Linked DNA regions of Homo sapiens: regions 1, 2, 4 and 5 are each linked to region 3. A link is an interaction called in ENCODE POLR2A ChIA-PET data of the cell type or tissue named here. Cell type or tissue: OCI-LY7. All regions are shown on one strand.

Region 1 (4,000 bases), 54 kb after region 3:
AGTGACAGTAACGTACATTCCAGTGCGAGCTTCTTATTCCCCTTCATGGACATCTAACCAAGCGTTTGCAGAGCAGCACAGGTCTGCAGGTGACATTTTGAGCAGCACTTGTCTACAGAGCTTCAGTAGGCACAATTGGCTTACTGTAGAAGGTTTACACCTGGGTGGATTCATGGTTGGAGTTTGGAAGAGAATAAAGTCCCTGCCATGAGCCTGGCGCCGTGCCATGGCCTTCCCATGTAACAGTGCTCAAAGGGTGCCCCTCCCACCACTGGGGCCTGCTGTTCTCGAGTCCTTGAGCATTTGCCTCATGTCCTTCCCACGTGCTCCAGCTCCTGTCCGGGCTGCAGATCTCCCGTGCATTGCCATGTGTGAGCACGCACAGCCAGGGCTGCCCCTAGAAACAAGGAGAACCAGAGCCACTCAATTAGAGGGGCCACCACAATAACTGTACTGTTGGCATCTTTCATAGGCTCCTTAGGGTATTGCTAAAAAGAGTAATTTTACAATTGAATTTCAATTATTCTCAGAAAACAGGAATAAGACCCCCACATGAAAGAAGGATTGTAAGGATTTTTAAGCTGAAAGGTAATATGCTCAGGTCTGCATTTTAGAAGGAGCAAACTAACTACTCTATGGAGAATAGATCAGAGAGTTTGAGACCAGAGGTGAGGACTCCAGTGGGGACGTCAGGACTGGAGGTCCCAGGAAGGTCAGTGGTGGCAGTAGTAGGTGTGAATTTTAGTCCCAATTCTTCCACCTCCCTGCATCCACACTCTGGCTATATGAGACTTTGGGCTTGGTCTTGTGACTTACTTTGATCAATGGAATGGGGCAGATGAGTCTTGATACCAGGTCTGAGAGCTGATGGTAAGAGACCTTACATATTTCTACTTTTCCTCTCATGCATCTGCCATCACCATGAGAAGAACCTGTCCAGCTTGGCCGTGGACCCTAGGAGGATGAGGGACACGTACAGCAGAGATGCCCACCAGCTTGCCAACCCCTGAGTGAGCCCAGCCAAGGTCAGTAGAGCTGCAGGCCCTGAGAAGGAACGCCTGTTGTTGCAGACCACTGAGATTCTGGGGCTGTTTGTTACGCAGTATTGCTGCAGCAATGGGCAACTGATACAGTGGGCGTGGAAAGAAATTAACAAAGCCAAGAAATACTTAAGTAAGCAAATGGAGTTAGCGGCCAGTCGAGTGAGTGGGCAAGACGGAGAGAGCCTCAGAGAACTTGGTTTGGCTCAGGTACCTGGATGGTTGAAGGGCACAGTGCCTGTGGTAAAGGACACAGAGGAGGAGACGTGGCCACCCACAGTAGACCTACATTAAGAGCACTCTCTCCTTCCCCCTACACTTTTTTCTTGTTTCTGGAGGAGGCCAGGGCCTGTGTCTGAAGAGATAAGCTCCACAGGGACAGAACCACAGTGTGGGATTATAGGCACCCCTGCCACAGTCAGCCACCCCCACGGCCTCCGGCTCTGTCAGAGCTTCTCCCCCAGTACAGACTCATTAGAACAACCGCTGATGTGGACAAGGGGGTGACCCAGACTTCCCGGCCATAGGGGCCAACTCAAGAAAGGCCCCCAGATTTCCCAGGGCCTCCTGCAGAAAACACAGCCTGCATCTCGTTACTTTCATTTGCTTAAAATACCTGCCTTTGCAGCAGTGAAACCACCCAAAATACTCACTTCTTTATTTCCAGCTAGATAAGTTGAACTCAATTTGCATTGGATAATTATTTTCAATTAAGTGATAACAATCCTGTTTGGTGCAAAAGTAATCTTGTCCAAAGGCCAAACAGTTTATCCCATCCAAGAAACAGGAGGCAGTGATAGGAGGAGGCCTATTAGCATGCTTGCCATGAGGATGGAGGGGCCAATCCCCACCCCTGGAGGGATGCCTCAGCCAAGTCGTTCGTGGGGGACCTCTGACGCTGTGGGCCGGGTGGGACCATTGACCTGGTTTGCCCTTTGACAGCCCCCGGGCCAAGCAGCCACTCTTTCTTCTTTCTGGACAAAGAAGGAGGCACCTCCTGCCAGCTGCAAGGAAGTGGAAAAGGCAGCTGGTCAGAGAAGGGCCCAAGACAGAGGCCAGGACCCAAGTTCTGGGCCAGCCGTGTGTCCCTGGACAAGTCATCCCCCACTGGGCCTCAGTGTCCCCTCTGTGTGGGGAGCAGTGGGGTTAGATGGGGACAGTTCCAGCTCAGATGTGATTCTGTCCTGGTTATCCAGAGCTACCTAGGTCTGAAGCCAGGTTTTCTGTAGGGAAAAGCCCCACTTCCTGTGTGATGTGTGTGTTGTCGGGGCAGGGATGCTCCTCCACCAGGAAAGAGGGAGCAGGCGCTGAGTTCTGGAGCCTCACAGGGGCCCCGCCACTCTCCTGGTCTTATGGCAGTGTCACATTCTCTGCAGGCAGCTGGAGTTCCTTACTTTCCTCCACAGCCTTCCCTACTGTTGCACATCTGGGCAAACCCCCTCCCCACCAATCGAGCCGCCGTGAACATCTTGTTCAAGGCTGCTGGTGTATTCAAGAGCAGACCCTGTCTCAAAAACACAAAAAAGAAAAATGAAAAACAACCTGCCTGCCAATCTTTCTATTGTTATTTACATTGAAAAACATGAGGATCGAGGTGGTCCAAACAAATAACTCTTGTGAATTTTTGCAGCCAATACTTCAAATATTTGATACTTGAGTACCCCATGCTGTGTGCTCTCTGTGTATTCACTGACATGCAGTCCTCCCACAGCAGGAGAACTAAAACTCTTGTCACTTATAGACAAGAAAACCGAGGCTCAGAGAGGCTAAGTAATTTGCTGAAGTCACACAGTGGAATTCTGACTTTTTGTTGGTTTCAATTGACTTCCACACTGCATTTTTTCCTTCTTTCCTTCCTTCCTTCCTTCCTTCCTTCCTTCCTTCCTTCCTTCCTTCCTTCCTTCCTTCCCTCCTTCCTTCCTTCCTCCTTCCCTCCCTTCCTTCCTTCCTTTTTTTTGAGACAGGGTCCCACTACATTGTCCAGGCTGGTCGACCTCCTGGACTCAAGCGATCCTCACCTGGGCCTCCCATGGTGCTGGGATAACAGGTGTGAGCCACCATGCCCTGCTGTTCCGCATTCTTTTCTCTACTTAATGGTGGCAGCGGCCCTTATGCTTCTCTGGCACACAGTGTACCCTCAGCCAAGCCGAACTGAGAAGCTGGACAGGAGGAGGGAAAGAAGAAACCATCTGAGCTGCCGTATCTCTTAAGTACAGTTTTCTGTATTCAAATTAGGCGACACAATCTCCATGAATAACATTACAGTTCCCAAAGGATCACACCCAATTTAAATGTATAAGAGGCCATTAACGGGTGGGGCTAGCTATTAGAATTTAGCTCCAGTGTTATTGTGGTGTGGTTCTGCTATTAGGCAGGCGCAATGGGGATAACAGAAGCCCAAGGCACACTCGCCCCTGGTCTCCAAGGCTCTGGGTCCTCAGACTGGCTGAGTACTGGGGACCAAGGTCACCCAAGAAGCCCTGAGTGGCCCTCTTGAGGGTTAGCAGAGCTTCTCTCTGTCCAAGACAGGTCAGGCTCTCTCCCCTGGCCCCAGCTCCACCGTCACTCAGAGGAGTGGCCTAAACAAACGCTGCAGGTGAGGCTCCCGAGCCCCTGACATGGATGTTTATGGAAGAGGACTCTTGGCATCAGCACCTGGGCAAGGTGGGTAGAGGCAGGAGTGGGCAAATGGGAAAGTCTAGCTGCCATGCGGGCTGAGCAACAATGGGGCCAACCTCAGGGGACACCTGGAAGCCCGAATGTCCTTTCAAAAGTTCTGAATGTGGGCTGGGTGTGGTGGCTGATGCCTGTAGTAATCCCAATACTTTGGGAGGCCAAGGCAGGCGGATCACTTGAGGTCAGGAGTTCGAGACCAGCCTGGCCAACATGGTGAAACTCCGCCTCTACCAAAAAATACAAAAATTAGCCTGGCATGGTGGTGTGCACCTGTAATCCCAGCT
Region 2 (4,000 bases), 80 kb after region 3:
CTGAAAAGAAAAAAGAAAAAAGAAGAAGGAAAGACTACACCTGACAAAAGACAGGGGGAGACATTTATATTAGTTTGCCAGTTTGAGGAAATGCCTTACTTGGCAATATTGTAAATCCAGTTTACAGCTCACTTAACTGGACAGCTTCAAAATGACTTTTTTTTGGTATACATTTTAAAAGTCAGGAGAGCTGAGACAAAAATGAGAATTTATCAGTATTTAACATTTGATAAAATACCTTGAATATTTAAAATGCTCATAAAATGCTATTATACTGTGCTTTATTTTATGTATTTTATATTTTGAGACAGGATCTCTTCTGTTGCTTAGGCTGGAGTGCAGTGTTATGATTACAGCCTACTGCAGCCTCAACTTCCTGGGTCAAGCAATCCTCCCACCTCAGCCTCCCGAGTAACTGGGACTACAGGCATGCGCCACCACACCCGGCTAATTTTTGTATTTTTAGTAGAGGTGGAGTTTCGCCATGTTGCCCAGGCTGGTCTCAAACTCCTGACCTCAGGTGATCCACCCACCTTGGCCTCCCAAAGTGCTGGGATTACAGGCGTGAGCCACCATGCCCGGCTGACACTGTACTATTTCTGCATGGCATTCTCCAGCATTGGGCACTATTATTTTGTTTTGTTTTTCATTCTAAACAAATAGGATGTCTAACAACCAAGTTTGTAGCTCCAGGCCTTGAGATCCATTTGTAAGAGTGGGGAAGAAGGAGGCAAAGTAATATATGTGCTAGCTAATAATTACATGTTCTGCTTATTAAGAATTTACTTTCTTTTGGGCCGGGCGCGGTGGCTCACCGCGGATTACAGTGCCTGTAATCCCAGCACTTTGGGAGGCTGAAGCAGGTGGATCACCTGAGTTCGAGACCAGCCTGGTCTAACATGGTGAAACCCCGTCTCTACTAAAAATACAAAAATTAGCCGGGCACGCACCTGTAATCCCAGCTACTCAAGAGGCTGAGGCAGGAGAATCGCTTGAACCTGGGAGGCGGAGGTTGTAGTAAGCTGAGATCACGCCACTGCACTCCAGCCTGGGCGACAGAGCGAAAAAAAAAAGGAATTTACTTTTTTCTTCCAGGCCCTATGCCAAGCACTTGTGTTATCTCATTTATCCTTGGATCCTTTTAATATGGGGGTTCAGTTACCCCCATATTACAGACAAGGAAACTGAGGTGCAGATCCCAGAGAGGGGGAGAGAGAGAGCACCATTCTGGTATGTAGCAGGGGGAGTCAGAGAACAAAAATCGGACTGACTGATAAGAGGCAAAGGCACTGGTGCAGGCTCTTCCCCAGCTTCCAGCTCTTTCAACCTTCTGGGCCTCGACTCTGCCCTAAGGAGAGGCTGAGGACCAGGTGATGGGCACCAATGTGTGGCTTCTTCACATCCCACAGGCCGGACCCCCTGGGCCTCACCTTCCAGTGAGGGAAGAGAGAGGTGACTGCCTTTTCTTTCTCTGCACAGAGCAGCAGGGGAGTCGTGACCCCCAGGGGCTCAGTAGAGCATGAGCCTGGCCATTGCCAAGCGGCCCGCCCATGCGTGCTGTGGTTACACGGTCTTCATGCTGGCTGGGGAGCCCCGAGAACTCGGGTTTGGTTCGTCCTCCAAACACGTGAACACGTGTTGAGCACTGACTGTGAATTCGGCAGCTGTGATGGGGGCTGAACTCAGGGCCAAGGAGCCAGGCTCCACTCCACTGTGACACCAGGTGTGGGGCTCGGGTAAGTCACCTCTGTGGCCTCTGACCGCAGTTTCCTTATCTGTAAGATGGGGATGGTGATGACTACCTCGGAAGGTTGTTGTAAGGCTTAAATGAGAAGATGGGCGTGTCTGAGGCCAGCATGGGGCCCTGTAAAGTGTGAGCAGAAAGGGGCTCTCCAGGTGCACTCCGGGTATGACTCAGGCGCCCGCTAGGATGCTCACTGGCCCGGCACTGACATCCAGAATGGACCACAAGGGAGAAAGTGGCAGGCTAGCAGGAGGGAGGCACTTTCACTAGGGGCTGGGAAGGGTCCTGGGAGGGCTTCCTGGAGGAGATAGTGTTTGCACCAAATGAAAACCGGTTCTATTCAGTGATGAGACTTGCTGCCTGCAGCTAGAACTTCCATTTAAAAACTGGACAGAAGACTTCCCCCAGGAGGTAACTTTAGACTGACTCCTGCACCTAGAGAGGGCATCCTTAGAGCATCTTAGGGGAAATCTGCCCACCCCTATGTATTTTCTTTTCTTTTTTTCTTTTCCTTTTTTTTTTTTTTTTTTTGAGACTATATCTCTCTCTGTTGCCTAGGCTGGAGTGCAGCAGTGTGATCATGGCTCACTGTGGCCTCTACCTCCTGGGACCAAGCAATCCTCCTGTATCAGCCTCTGGAGTAGCTGGGATTACAGGCATGCACCACCACACCTGGCTAATTATTTAGTTTTGGTAGAGATGGGGTCTCACTATGTTGCCCAGACTTCCCTCTGTCAATGACAGACATAATTCAATCATTCATTCATTCAATAAATATTTATTGAGCACCTACTAGGAGGTGCCAGGCATTGTTCTTGGTACTGGAATTATGGCAGCGAATGAAACAAAGCCCCTGCTCTCAGAGCTTACATCCTGGTGGGCATGGAGGGAAACTAGACAATAAACAGAGAAATAAAGATGTATCAGATTGGTGGAGTGTCCAGGGCTAGATGAGGCAGAGTGAGGGAGGGGGAGAAGGACCAGTGGGCAGGAAGTGGTGCCATCAGGGAAGCCAGTGAAGGGCCACCCTTTGAGTGACATCTGTAGGACATGAGGCTCAGACCCTGTGGACCTGGGGGGAGTGGAGAATGTTCCAGGCAGGGGAACAGCTGGTGCAGGAGGTCTGAGTGCTGGGCAGAGGGGATCCCAGGCGGGATCCCAGGAAAGCTGGAGACAGAGGGAGGGAGGTCAGAGGCGGTGGTGTCGGCCTCTGTGGGCCGTGATTAGGACCCTGGCCTTACCCGGAGGGAGACAGGAGCCTTTGGAGAGATCCCTTACTGGAGCAGAGGCTTGGCTCTGGCTGTCCGTGAGAAGGGACTGGAGCAGGCCCAGGGCAGAAACAGTGGGGCAACCAGGAGGCTGGGGCAGAGGGGCCTCAGCTTGGACCAGGTGCAGGCGACGGAGCTGGGCTGGGGGACGAGATAGGCTTCTGGGTGTGTTTAAAGTTGGAGCCATGAGGATTGGGTGATGAGTTAGACTCCCTACCCCTGAATGCCCTCACAGGACCACAAGGTTCCTGGTGCTCTCACCAAATACCATCTGGAAGCCTCCTCATTCCACAGGTGATTGTGAAAATAAGACCTTAATTGTTTCATTTTGTTTTTTTCCCCCAAAACAAAACCAAATGTAATGACTAAGAAAAGCTCCACTTCCACCTCCAGGGCGCCGCTCCCTCTGGTGGAGGGTTGGCTCCTGATTTAGATGCTTTCTATATATGAATTACAGGGAAAGGGAGGCCTGGGAGCAGGTCCTTCTGGCCAGCTGGGCGGCTCTCAGGGGCTGCCAGGATGCCTGGCTTCTGCCTGAAGTGAGCAGCTCTCAGTCCCTATGGGCCACGCCTCTGCATCATCAGGAGAGGGCTTGGGAGCACACAGGGACTTTGGTCTTTCTCCTGAGAGCAGTGAGGAGCCACGGAATGCGGCAGGCAGGGGAAAGACAAGACCGGATTTGCTTTTTAGAGGAGACCCTTGAGCAACCCCAGGAGATCAGGTTGGAGGAGGCAAGGCCGGAGGCCAAGCGGTCTGGGAGGGGCCTTCAGGGAGGGGAGGAGGGAAGGGAAGTGGGGCCCACTGAAGGCTGGGGAGTAGCTCCCTGGGCTGCCCCCTGTTGGTCATGACTCTGCCCTGGGGCCCAGGCCCGATGTCCACCTCGAGCCTTAGCTCCTGCAGGTGCAGCTAGATGGAGTCTGAGCTGGTGCAGCTATGTGGGGCCTGTTCTGGGCTAGTGACTCACTTCTGAACGGCTTTGGCAGAATGA
Region 3 (4,000 bases):
TGTCTAGCCAGGTTTTTGAAGCTGAAATGCAGACCCTTTCTGTTAAGCTTCTTATTTTCCTGTGACCGACACCGGTGGATGCTGGGTTATGCCAAAACCAACAGGCTGTAAAGTACCTTGTTTCATGCTCCCAGCTGATCAATATTTTTATTTTCCAGGCTTGCACAGAAATCTGGAGGCAGTATCACCTAACGGTGAGTAGAAACACCTTTTTTATTTTCCCCAAGACCTAGCCTATTTACCCTTCTCTGAACTGCTGACCATAAAATATAGACAAGCATCTTCTGCTGGAAGATAATAAACATCTGAAGAGTTTTTGTACGGAGAAAGCAATAATACACTTTTTCTCTTTTCCACTGCCCCCTACCCTATCTTCCTGTTCTTAAAAGAATTTGATTTTTTTATTACTCACATCATTTAATGATTACATCATGGTATCTCTTAGTCTTCCAGACTATATTCATTAAATTAAAGGGAAAAAGTATACTGGGAGCCTTAAAGAGTAATAATCCAGTGTCTTTAAAATGTTGTATTATCCACAGTCCACAAGCATTCAGTCCACAGTATCTTCAGTTGCTTTTACTAAAACAGTTACTGATATTTTTCAATGAACCTAGAAAAAGCTTAGTGTATATTTCATATAGAATAATTCAACTGTCATATCCTTAAGCCCTTCTTGACTTATTCAAAATGTATAAATATCTGCTTAATACCATTCAAGTTATTCAATTCCTAGTTTCCTTTTATTGTGATTTTAGGCTAAGTAGAAGCAGAAAATACAGTTTGCTAGAGAATCTAATTGACTGGTGCTCAATATTATGAAGTTAGTTTACTTTTAATGTTCAGCTTAAATCATTTCAGTAATTCACCATAGCCCTACTACTCACTTCTTTTACTGTATTAAATATGTTGTGCTAAGCAACAGACCATTATTCTTTTAATTATTACAGTTATATAACATAATATATATTAATTAAAAGTTGTTAAACATTGTTTCTTAAGGTTTAGCATAGTTAAAAGTTTTGTTTACACAAAGACAGGTTGTAAAAATACAAAGGGCAAAGTTCTTTCAAAACATGACTTCTTATCATTCTCCTTAGAGAAATAAAAAGTAAACCAACAAGTAGACTCAAACTACCTGTCTGTCTGTCACAGGCCCAAGAGGCCATAAATTATATAAGGTGGTTTGTTTTCACATTTTGTGATTACCATTTAATTTTTTTAAAGATTTTCAGTAGAAAGCTGTAACTCCTCAACTATTCCTCAAATCTCAAATTAGGATTTGTTAAAAACTTAAGTGTTATACCCAAAAATATATACATACCCATGTATGTTACACATATATATTACAAATGTAATTCATCTGAATACATTGTTTGTGCTTATGTAGCAGTTTTTTTATCCTATCATAATATAGTGAAATCATTACAGCCTAAACTTAATTAGAATCTAATTATATGTTATACTTTTCAAGATGACAGAGCTACTCTTTGTAACTGTATAAAGTAATATCCTTATAGATTTGACATTGCATTTATTTTAGCTTTTCCCCTAATTTAAACAATTCCAATCTTGAAGTGTAGGAAGTATGATTTTAAAGCTGCTCTTTTGATTATTTACACCTGTGTTCGTTTATATACCTATAGTTAAAGGGTAAAAATTTGTTTCAATGTAACAGAAATATTTGAAGGTTTGCTTAATATTTTAGCTGTTCAGAAACATAAATTTTAAAAAGAATCATTAGGAAAAAATAATACAAAATAAATTTACTTTTTAAGGAATTACAATATATTCTATTTATAGGTATAACAAATTCAATTTGAAAACTTTGTTTGTTCCAATCTGGAATCCTGGTTAATTTTTTAAAATAATATTGAAGTTGCCATCACAGTTTATAAATTATCAAGTTGAAATTAATAATGAGTTTACTATGCAAGTATAAATATAAAACTAGCATGTTTATGAACTTGTGCATATATCAGTGTCTCTAAAATAAAATAGTTAAGTAATTATTTAAATTATCAGTATATGGACAATATCCAAATGTATGCAATGAAGCAATATTCAGTCTTGAATAAAAACAAGATGCATGATGATTTTAGTCATCTTCAGCTCTTTTACTAGGCGATGGACTGCCATCTATTGACTCCTAGTAGCCCTCACACATGAATGTTGAGTCAATCAGCGCAGTGACCAAGTAATGAAGCCTCAGTTAGAATTGTTACTACTTATTCATTTAAACCAGTCTGCTTAAAACTCTGGAGCTTTCTACACTTAAGCATTGATTAATTACTTTTTCTAACCAAAATTGTCATATTTCTTACCCCAAATGATGGCAAAGATGATTAGTATCCAGTTTGGAGATGTTTATATTTGGGAGCTTTACAGTTGCTTTTATCTGCCTCCCAACTAGAGGGTCATTTACAGAACGACTTAAATTTTAACAGTAAATTAATGTTTATCCAGGAGTCGTTTTCTTTAAAAACCAAAAAAGTCTATAGGTTAAACAGAATATTGTTTCTCAAACACATAAGAAAGGTGGTGTAGTTGATTGTTACAAGTGGACTTTTGAAATATTCCAAATAAAAAATTCCTTAAAACACTTTCAGAACTAAGAAGAAAGTTATAGAAGTGTTCACTATTTTCAACAATTTCAAGAAAAATAAAATGAAATATCTTCAACAACCTGTATATGAATATAATAGCTTTTTAATCAGCTAGACTCGACTACATTAATAAAAGCTAAAGACCATCATTCTAAAGGGTTCATGCTAATAAAACTAAAAAGACTACATATACACAAACATCCATATTATAACAACCATCTGGTGACACCATCTTTCTATGTTTTAATGATTCTATAATTATATAATTTAATGTCTTTATCAATTTGGAGACCATGAAAAAAAGAAAAAAATATTGTTTTTACTTAACAAGTACATAATTTCCTCAAATAGTTAATATTTTTACCTCCTTCAAAAATGTTTAGAATGCTTTTAAATGTTTAATAATATAGCTAAAATATAACTTCTTGTATTTTCATTTCTGCTACATTTTCAGATTTTTGTAGAGCCTGACTTTTAATGTTCTTTTTCATCTTTCAAATAACTCATTCTAGATAAAAATTTCCCCCTTTATTCGAGAAAGAATGTCCCTTCCCCCACCCCCTGTCATTTCTACTCTCATTTATATTAAAAATCCTAGGCCAATATGGCCACCAACAGAGTTTTACAACCAACAGAATTTTTAACTAGTAGAGGCTATGATTTGACATGAGTTGGACATTTGGTTAATCTTGTTTTTAATCTACTTACTTTAAAAAGTAACCAGGAGTTTGCTATTTGAGGGCTGTATGTGTTAAGAATCGAAAAGGACAATGCATCTTTTATGTTTAATTTTGCATTTGATTTCTTTGTGTGCATTGTTAAAATGTATTTCAACCCTACTGCCTTTTATTTTAACTGAAGGTTTAAGCAGGAAGCAAATGTAACTGTTTTAGAAGAATTAAGCCTTAATTGTTTTTTTATATATAATGTTTTGAATGCCTAGAATTCACACTTCAAAAAATAGACTATTTGTTATCCGGGAAATGGGGAAGAGTAGAGAAATGAGTGTGCTTGACTTCCTTTCTGGCCTAAGAAAGGCTTATGGCCACAGTTTGTCAGGGTATATCTTATAAACCATAAGTAACAATATTACATTTCATTTTGCCACTTAGTTTTCTGTCCTTACCTGGAAATACCCATTTAGAAATGTATTTTTTGTGTTTTCACAGTTTGGAGTTTTATACTGAGTGAGAATGTTATTCTCTAAAGCATTCTATGCCATACTACAGAGTGGGTACCCCTAAATGTCAACAGATTTGGATTTAACTCTAGAACTATGTTTTACACTCCAGAAGGAAGGAATAAGAAGGTGGTTTTGGTTCTGAGACTATAGCTATGCAAAAGCCTTTATCCTGAGATTGTGATGTAAGATAGGATAGATAATTTTCTAATTG
Region 4 (4,000 bases), 290 kb before region 3:
AACCCCTCCCCACATCAAGTTCCATTCTGGCCCAGAGCATGGAGGTTAAGCTGTGAAATACTGGAGATGAAATCCGGGCTTCCGCTTTGGAGCACCCGGGCAGAGCAGAACATCTCAGTAGTTTCTGGAGATTGGCGGGAGTTCCAGACACCTTACCCCGGCCCATAAGTGGAATCGCATTGCCCTCGAGCCCTGAGACGTTGTGGAGTCCCAGAGCCCCAGGACTTGATTCCAGAGAGGAAATCAGATCCACAGAGACCGAGCAGAGGTGTGGCATGTCCAGCCCTCTCTCTTCGGGCCAGACTCAAGCCTCCCCTCCCTGTTCCCCTCCCCAGCCTTGAGTTAGTTCAGCTGCTGGGCCTAGCCACTGAAAGCCTGTGGGGCCCTGCAGCGGGGTGGTCGCAGGGGAAAGGTTCTCCAGGGCGGGGGAGCGCTCCGTAGGAGGACTCCTGGCCCGCCGGACAATGGCAGTTTTGGAGAGTGAATCGTCCTCAGCAAGAGTGTTGTTTGTTTTTTGGAGGGGGTGGTCACGAGGCTGGGTCGCAACCTAGGGGGAAGAGCCTAGAGCTCGAGGAAAGGGGGGCCCCCGGCGGCAACTGGACATCACATATCCACTGAGCAGATTTCGCCACAATCGGAAATGTGGCTGTGGATTCCCGGGCGGCCCCCCCACCAAGTGGTCTGCGCAGTTCCCCAGCGCCGCCTCCTCCCTGCAGCCTGCGGGCCCGTGTCCCTACCCCGAGATTTGATTTTTGGCCATCTCCGAGTGCTCGACTCTTTCCCTCCGCAGCCCAGCCCCAGCCCAGGCTTCCCGCCCTCCCGCCTCGCCCGCGCCGGGAGGCAGCGCCTGGGAGGAGCGGCCTGTCCGCGCCTGGAGATCAAAAGCCCTCCCGGAATTGACATTTCACCCCGGGCTGGGGGCGGGGGGTGTTGGTGTTTTGTTGTTGTTGTTGTTTCCATTTAGAGGGCTTGTTTTGTTTTTGTTTGTTTTCTGTGAGTTTTCATTTTTCCATGGGATATTCTTTTGTTTCGGGTGTTTTGCGTGTTGTTTTTTCGTGGGATTGATTTTAGCGGGTTTTGCTCTGTAAGTCCTGGTCTTTGGGGTGAGTTTTGATTTTGTGTAATTTTGTACTTTGTCCTTGTAGGCTGTCTTTTTGTGTGTCGTTTGTAAGGCTTTTCCTTCTCCGCGGTGTTTAGATGTGTTTTGATTTGGTGTGAGTGGGTGTCGTCTGTGTGTGTGTTGCCTTAGGGAATTTCGTGTTGTGTGTGTTTTGTTTCCTTCGATTTGAATTTTATTTTTTTGAACTGTACGTTTTGGTGGGGGATCGGGTTATATTTTCATGTGTTGTCTTTAGTTTTTGTGTTTGTGAGATGCGCTGGTGAGAGTTTGCGTGTGTATTTTGGCTTTTGTGGGGCTTTGGGATTAGGGAGGGGACATCAGCCGCTACTCCGTTCCTGCCCGCACCCATGAAGGGCAGAGGATTAGGCCAAGCATCACGAATCGTAGGTTCGCCGTGCTCCGCCGCTTCGCGCTCTGGACGCTCGAGACCAGCGGGAAACAAATGTGGTTCCCGAGGGGGCGCCCGCTGGTCGTCAAAACCTCGCGGGCCCGGAGGCGCCGCTGCTGGGTCAGAATCGCAGAGCCCCCCTCGCGGGGTACCGAGGCCCAGCCGCCGTCCCCTTGCCCACCCTCTCCCCTGTGAGTCGGTCTCCCCTTGCGCCTGGCCAGCATGCTTCGGACCGTCCGGACTCCCGCAGCGTTGGCCCAAGGGGCGGCTCCCCTCGGCGGAGCAGGTGACGAACCACTTCGGAGGACACGGAATTGACACTGCGGCCCTAGAGATACGGGACAAGGGGCCAGAACGCGGGGAGTCTAGGCTCAGATCGGAGTCGGGATCCCGGGAAAATCCCCCATCTCCCTTGCCCGCAGCCCTAGAATCCCAGAAACCCAACTCCGCGCAGCTTTCGGTTTGGAGAGCCCGCCCTGGTTTGCAAGCACAGATACATGTGCCCACACCCGAACACACGCAGACACCGCCAGAGAGCGAGACAGCGAGCGGGCGCCTCCGTAGCAGCGGCCTGCGGGGCGGAACCGGAGCTGGCGCCGCCTCAAGGGGAAACCGAACTGTAGTGACCGGAAATGTCCCCAGGACAGAATAAGCCATTCCTTCTGTCCACGTTGCCAGGACTTCTCCAGCTCAACACACCTTGGTTTGTTTAATGTTACACGAGGGAGAAGATTTAGAGGCAGAGACACATGCTGGCTCAATCGGCGAGGAAATACGAGCAGAGTCTAAACAGAAAGAAATATGGAACGGGGGGAGACTAGACTGTGGGGAAGGCAAATTGGAGGCCCAGAAAAGGGGCTGGTGCGGAAGCTCCTCCAGGCCCCTGGGCGCTCTGGCATTCTGTGAGAAGGAGAAAGCAGAAGCCGAGAACAGAGAGTGACAGGAAAAGAAAAGAGACGCAGAAGGGGTTGGCCTAGGCACGCTGCGAGCTGCCCTCCAGCTAAGACGCTGCGGGCAAGGGAGGGGGAGGCCGACATCGCCAGGCGAGGGGCCAAGGTCGGGCTCTTTAACTCAGCCAGGAAACATCGTTGGGGGCTCCAGGGCTCGTGGAGCCCGAACTGGGGCTCATTTCCGGCCCGATGCCCCTCTTCCCCAGACCCCTAGCCCGGAATCCAGCAAAGGCTGGGCCATCGCCGTCCGCCACTGGGCCTCCCTCTGTGCGAGCCCTGGGAGAAGCCTCAGGGAACGACTCTGGCACTGGGGCTCGGCCCCGGAGCTAGCGCAGAGCGTGGGTGGGAGTCGACATCCAGGCAGGAGGCAAAGAAGAGGCCCCGCCCTAAAGCCGAGGGCCCAGTTCTTCGAAAGCCTGTGGCCGGAGCTGGACTCACAGGATTCGGGGTCCGTACAGCGCGCACGTGGTACCGCATCTTCGGCAGGCGGCGCCCCTAATGCCCAGCCCCGCCCTGCTTCGTTTGCCGGGCCTGAACTGTGTCAGCATTGAGGGTGGACGCCGAGTCGCGGCGAGTTGGTCCCTTGCGGTATAAACTTGGGGCTTCCCTAGGGGCGGTGCCGGGATGGATGGGGGCGCCTCTCCACCTGCAACTCCCCCAGCGCAGAGCGCAAAAAGTGCACATCGCGGGCCAGCCGTCGCCTCGGGGTTTCAGGCGGCGCCCGGGGCAAAAAGGAGCTGAGGATTGGTTTGGGTCAAAACACCCATTTCAGTTGGCAGTGGGGTCCTCTGCGCCTACAGGGCTTCGAGCTCCGGGTGCGGGCTCACTGGGGCACCATGTGCCAGCGACTCGCCACCCGGAAATACTTGGGTTGCGCTAGAATACGCAATGGGTCTGTGTTCGGGTAACCTGGTGCTCATGGTGGGTTATTACTATTGTTGTTTTACTTTACTGCTTTTCTTGCTTTCATTAGAAATGTTACTGAGAGAAGCCTCAAAGAGCGCAGACCTGGGGTCGTTTGGATGGGTTCATTTCAACTCAAATCCACTAATTCAATTCAGTTCCACGACTAGTTTCCAGCGCACAGGTACACATGGTAGACGTCAAGTGTATGCCGTATGCATATGCACAGAGACGCTATTTGAAGGCAACTCTTGGAGAATTTTGAGATAAAATTCACTCTCCTGGAGTTACATTCGCAATATATGAATATGGAAAACAGGCAATCAGTTGTATTTAAAATTTGCCAACACGTCCCAGCAATCCACTCTCACCTAAGAATCCAAAATGGGGCATTGAAAAGATTTACTGGCATTCTGGTTGTTTAATATTGAAAACAAGCGTAAATCAGTTCATTTCTCTTTATATTTCTTTTCAAATTTAACAATACCATAATAAGTGTAAGTAATAAAACCATATTTTGCTAAAGAAAGTTTGCACATAGGATGCTTTATTTCTATCAGTATTTATACGATGTTCTGTTGGCTCTCCTCACCCCCTTTTCTTCTAGTTCACCGTGTAATGTGAGCTTTAAATATTCAT
Region 5 (4,000 bases), 250 kb before region 3:
CCCACGCGGCCGGGCTGCGGGTCTAGGGGGTCCGCATCTCCCTGGCTTTCCAAGGGCTAAGGTCGTGATTCTAGGGCGGCTGGGCGTCCAGGGCCTCGGTGGGGGTGGCGTGTCTGCCCTTTTTATCTCCCCGCAAGGCCCCCAGTCTTCTAGGGAAGCCAGTCAGTGAAGCGCGGAGGTCCGGGCGCGCCGAGAGAGAGTCCAGTCTTTGAGGACCGAGTAGTCCTGGGCCACCTCCCGCCTCTGCTGTCAGAAGCAGCAGCTGCCGCCGTGGAATCCAAAATTTCGGGAGCTGTGACCCTTTCCTCATGTAAAACGAGTAGTCTTGGACGGTGAGCGGACAGTTGCCTTCAACTTTTGGGAAGAGCTGCCGGTTCGGTGGAAAAGCTGTGGCTGGGAATCAGGAGGCCTGGGTTCTAGCCGTGGCTCCCCCACGGACTCGCTGGCGATTCCAGAAAGCTCTTATTGAGGCTGAATTTAAGATTATATCAGATTACACAGTTGAATTAGGGGCTCCATTAGTAGGGCCCTTTTAGCTCAGTGAATAAGTTTCTCCAACTATAAAACGAGAGCGTTCAATTTGATGACTTTTCAGGTCCCCTCAGAAGCTCTTGACTTTGTGGTTTTCTTTTTCTTTTAAAAAATTTTTTCTAGGACCGTTAGAGAAATGACTTCGTGTTTGAATAGTTAGGCTGTCGCATACAAAGACTTTTAAATGGATTGTGTGTATACTTAGGAAGGCATTATGCTTTCAAGAGAATCTGAGGATGGGGAATAAAGTCAGGAAGGATCGCAAGTGAGGATTATATTAATATGATAATTAGCACGGTAAGAGACTGCATGACCGAAGGAAAAGGGCTAAGGGAAAGGTGAAGGAAATGTTTCCGGATAGGATTAGTTCTCATAAAAATCATATATATATCCCAAGAAGAGCTGGGACTTATGTGACTAAATTTAGCTTATTTTTTTTCCCCCACTGAAATACTGTGCTCTGCCTCTGTTTTGTGACCTTTGTTTTACACATTTGGTTTCTCCACTCCAATCTCAGATTTGATTCAGAGTGGCCGTGGCATTTGAAAAATGGACATTTTAACCCCTTAGTCAATTGTGTTTCACCTGTCACTATCAGGATAGCTCATTAATAGTAAGAAAGAAATTTTACGTTGAAAGTAAAGTGTGTTCAGCATATTGCAGTGAAATTTGGACTGAAAATGAGGCTGTGGATTTGATTTAAATCGGCCCGAGATAGATTCCTATGTCGTCAAGAAGGAACATCTAGGGAGGCTAAAGGTGCTTTGGAAGTAAATAAGAGCAAAAGGTCAGAATGACCAGTAGGTAGGCTGTGAGACCAGAAAGATTGATTAAAGACCGGGCGCGGTGGCTGACGCCTGTAAATCTCAGCACTTTGGGAGGCCGAGGCGGGCGGATCACCTGAGGTCAGGAGTTCGAGACCATCCTGACCAAAATGGAGAAACCCCGTCTCTACTAAATATACAAAAATTAGCCGGCGTGGTGGCGCATGCCTGTACTCCCAGTTACTCGGGAGGCTGAAGCCGGAGAATTGCTTGAACCCGGGAGGCAGAGGTTGCGGTGAGCCGAGATCGCGCCATTGCACTGCAGCCTGGGCAACAAGAGCGAAACTCCATCTCAAAAAACATAAAGTAAATTCTGAAAGCTTAAATAAGCCTTAAGTTGTCTAGTTTAAAACAATTCAGTCAATGAATACTACTCCCTCTTTTGAATGGGAAGAGCCTTTGCAGTTATTCTATAGCTGTTTTATATTTGTTAAGCTATTTTGATTCTTAGATAAGTTTCATTTCCATTTCCATGATATTTTAGGATCTTATATAAGAAATATCTTTTCTGGTCACGGGATTGATAAAGTCTTTGAGTACTAACTTGGGAGATTCTTGGATGATAAACTGACAAATGTGTGTTTTTCTTCCAACGAAAATGTCTCATTCATAGTTGTTAAACTCTGCTGGGAGGTAAAATGGATATTTGTGAGGTAAACTTAGGTGTTAGAACCAATGCAAATACTTCAATGAAGGAAGGTGTTTTTTTACTTTGAAATTACTTATTTGGAAATTTTATTTAAAAATTTTAGTGGACAGTTGGCTGAGAATCACAGAAACGTGAATCACTTCTAGCTGTGTTCTTAACCAGCTGCATAACCTTGGATAGGCCTCCTATCTCTTTGTACTTCAGTTTCCTGTGGGTAGATTGAGTAGTCTGTATGAGATAATCTGATTTTGTTATCTAGTTAGTATACTTGGGAGTCAACGTACAGGGATCAAAAAGCTGAGAAAGCCTTCTGAGTCAAGGGTTTGTTTGTGTGTATGTAAAAAAACATATATATTGTCCTCTGAGAATACTCTTTTTTAAAAAAGTTATTAAATTCATTTGAATGTAATTAAAGCGGTAACATAAACCACAACAGCCTCAGGCAGACTTTAACCCTGGCATACATAAGCTACCTAAATAAGAGAGCAGGTTATGCCCAGCACAATTTTCAAGTACAGACGGTACAAAATCCTCTTAAAGGCCATAGGGGCTAAATTGTTAAATTCATTTTTCTACATTTTAGAGAAAGAGATAAATCCTTCGACCCAGGGAAGTCAGTTTTTATTATGGTTCTGTAGTTTATTTTTGGCATACATTCACAGGTGTGCCTATGGCTCTATTCTTAATCCCTTTCCTTTGGGATGGCTGCAAGAGTAGTACAAATTTGTAACTGTAATTTAGCTCTTTAATTTTTTTCTGTGCTGCACTGGAATTATGTTTTATCTTAAGTCCACACTGGATCCTCAGGATGGATCCAGTGAGGATTTTGAAAGAAGCATAATTCCTTTGACTTCTTTTAGAATTAATTTACCTATTAAATAAAAAGGAAAGGATTCATCTTTTATTTGAATTCCTCTGAGGCTAACAATTCAATATAAACTGATGAATGCTATGAGCATTATTCAGACAATCACATTCAATTTGTGTGACAATAACAGCATAGCCACCTGAAGGACAGTACAACAAGGGCACAGGTATATGATACCTTTTAGAAGAAAAGCATTAACAGGTGGGTTTATTTATTTCTGGAAAACAAAAAACTCCAGCAAGAATGTAGTACATTTTTGGCTCTTGTCCATTTGGTTCTTGGGATTAAGCTGGTTCTATTACCAGAACTAGCATCACAACACCCTGACATTTTGGGCAGAAATTTGAGTGGCTAAGAAAACAACTATTTTTAACTTTATGTGTATAGCTACAAGTGGAAAAAAGAATAAATTGGCATTGTTATTGCTGTCTGGGCTGTCCTTGATTTTTGGACACAAGCTTATTTTTCCAGAGCTCTCATTTTAGTCAGTAGTCCATCAGTACCTAATGGAAACATCTACTGTGTAGATATGAGAATTTCTAAGACTTTGGAGTAGTTGAAAGACAGCAGAGAAATTTATCCTATCATAATTTCTGTATTTTAAGCACATACTAGATTTATCAGGGCTGAAGGACAAATGGCCTGGTGTTATAATTCATTTATAAATTCAACAGATACTTATAGATGGCCCCCAAAATACCAGTTACCCTGCTTGGCTTTGGTGATTCATTGTTTAGCAGAGTGTATATAGTTCCTGCCCCTCCTGTGGTTTGTGATCTGTGCTTCTGGGAGATTTACATTGAATAAATAATTAGAAATGTGATGAGTGTTTTGAAATGTAAAGTGCTATGAAAGCCTATAAAAGGGGCATTTAATTTAATCTGGTGGGAAGTGATTTTGAGCCAAGTTTAAAAGATGAAGGCTGAGAAGGATTTAATATGCTCACAGTACTAAGTGTTTCACTTTATGCATTTATTCCCAAAGTTGGGAGTTTTCTCTCAATTTTAGGTCTTTATTACGTTTGTATTTTATACACAGTTTTATAACAAGCACAGGAATAAACAGGTTTATCAGGGTTTTTTTGGTTTTTTTTTGGAATTGGGGTTTTGTTCTGTCACCCAGGCTGGA

What was found. ChIA-PET counts read pairs that join two places held together with the same protein. Peaks named below come from ENCODE experiments on the same cell type or tissue, not always from the same donor. Only the 100,000 strongest peaks of a DNase experiment are listed, where the experiment ranks them.
Region 1: POLR2A ChIA-PET joins it to region 3 with 15 read pairs; 8 of 35 experiments call an interaction of 5 or more read pairs at or near these places.
Region 2: POLR2A ChIA-PET joins it to region 3 with 13 read pairs; 3 of 35 experiments call an interaction of 5 or more read pairs at or near these places.
Region 4: POLR2A ChIA-PET joins it to region 3 with 11 read pairs; 4 of 35 experiments call an interaction of 5 or more read pairs at or near these places.
Region 5: POLR2A ChIA-PET joins it to region 3 with 29 read pairs; 3 of 35 experiments call an interaction of 5 or more read pairs at or near these places.

Annotation. Positions count from the first base shown.
Region 1 is chr9:37,381,248-37,385,247 of GRCh38, forward strand. LINC01627 (long intergenic non-protein coding RNA 1627) reads right to left here. Exons shown (of 3, transcript XR_002956875.2): 3 at 3,120-3,199. LOC124902153 (a long non-coding RNA gene) reads left to right here. Exons shown (of 3, transcript XR_007061478.1): 2 at 930-1,025. Among named protein-coding and RNA genes, the nearest start is that of LINC01627, 12 kb to the right of the region's middle. RefSeq lists a silencer at 1,205-1,254. In OCI-LY7, no CTCF peak of the experiment used is centred here; DNase peaks (open chromatin) are centred at 74, 1,644 and 1,964; H3K4me3 peaks cover 1,515 bases; H3K27ac peaks cover 3,864 bases.
Region 2 is chr9:37,407,621-37,411,620 of GRCh38, forward strand. LOC124902154 (a long non-coding RNA gene) reads right to left here and starts at 1,458. Exons shown (of 4, transcript XR_007061481.1): 1 at 1,272-1,458; 2 at 951-1,048. LOC105376035 (a long non-coding RNA gene) reads left to right here. Exons shown (of 4, transcript XR_007061479.1): 2 at 1,480-1,736. RefSeq lists enhancers at 1,619-2,038, 2,524-3,315, 3,093-3,142. In OCI-LY7, CTCF peaks have their summits at 46, 249, 1,946 and 3,846 (motif pointing left); DNase peaks (open chromatin) are centred at 51, 1,711, 3,161, 3,921 and 1 weaker place; H3K4me3 peaks cover 3,691 bases; H3K27ac peaks cover 4,000 bases.
Region 3 is chr9:37,327,641-37,331,640 of GRCh38, forward strand. It overlaps ZCCHC7 (zinc finger CCHC-type containing 7), which reads left to right. Exons shown (of 9, transcript NM_032226.3): 6 at 159-194. Among named protein-coding and RNA genes, the nearest start is that of LINC01627, 65 kb to the right of the region's middle. In OCI-LY7, CTCF peaks have their summits at 2,136 and 2,336; DNase peaks (open chromatin) are centred at 83, 2,141 and 3,191; H3K4me3 peaks cover 3,080 bases; H3K27ac peaks cover 4,000 bases.
Region 4 is chr9:37,034,984-37,038,983 of GRCh38, forward strand. No RefSeq gene overlaps it. Among named protein-coding and RNA genes, the nearest start is that of PAX5, 2.7 kb to the left of the region's middle. RefSeq lists a silencer at 698-857 and enhancers at 1,391-1,440, 2,441-2,520, 3,019-3,596. In OCI-LY7, CTCF peaks have their summits at 73, 1,594 and 1,795; DNase peaks (open chromatin) are centred at 1,538, 2,048, 2,408, 2,808 and 3 weaker places; H3K4me3 peaks cover 4,000 bases; H3K27ac peaks cover 3,718 bases.
Region 5 is chr9:37,080,205-37,084,204 of GRCh38, forward strand. It overlaps the pseudogene EBLN3P. Among named protein-coding and RNA genes, the nearest start is that of ZCCHC7, 38 kb to the right of the region's middle. In OCI-LY7, CTCF peaks have their summits at 3,106 and 3,306; DNase peaks (open chromatin) are centred at 1,329, 2,197 and 3,615; H3K4me3 peaks cover 4,000 bases; H3K27ac peaks cover 4,000 bases.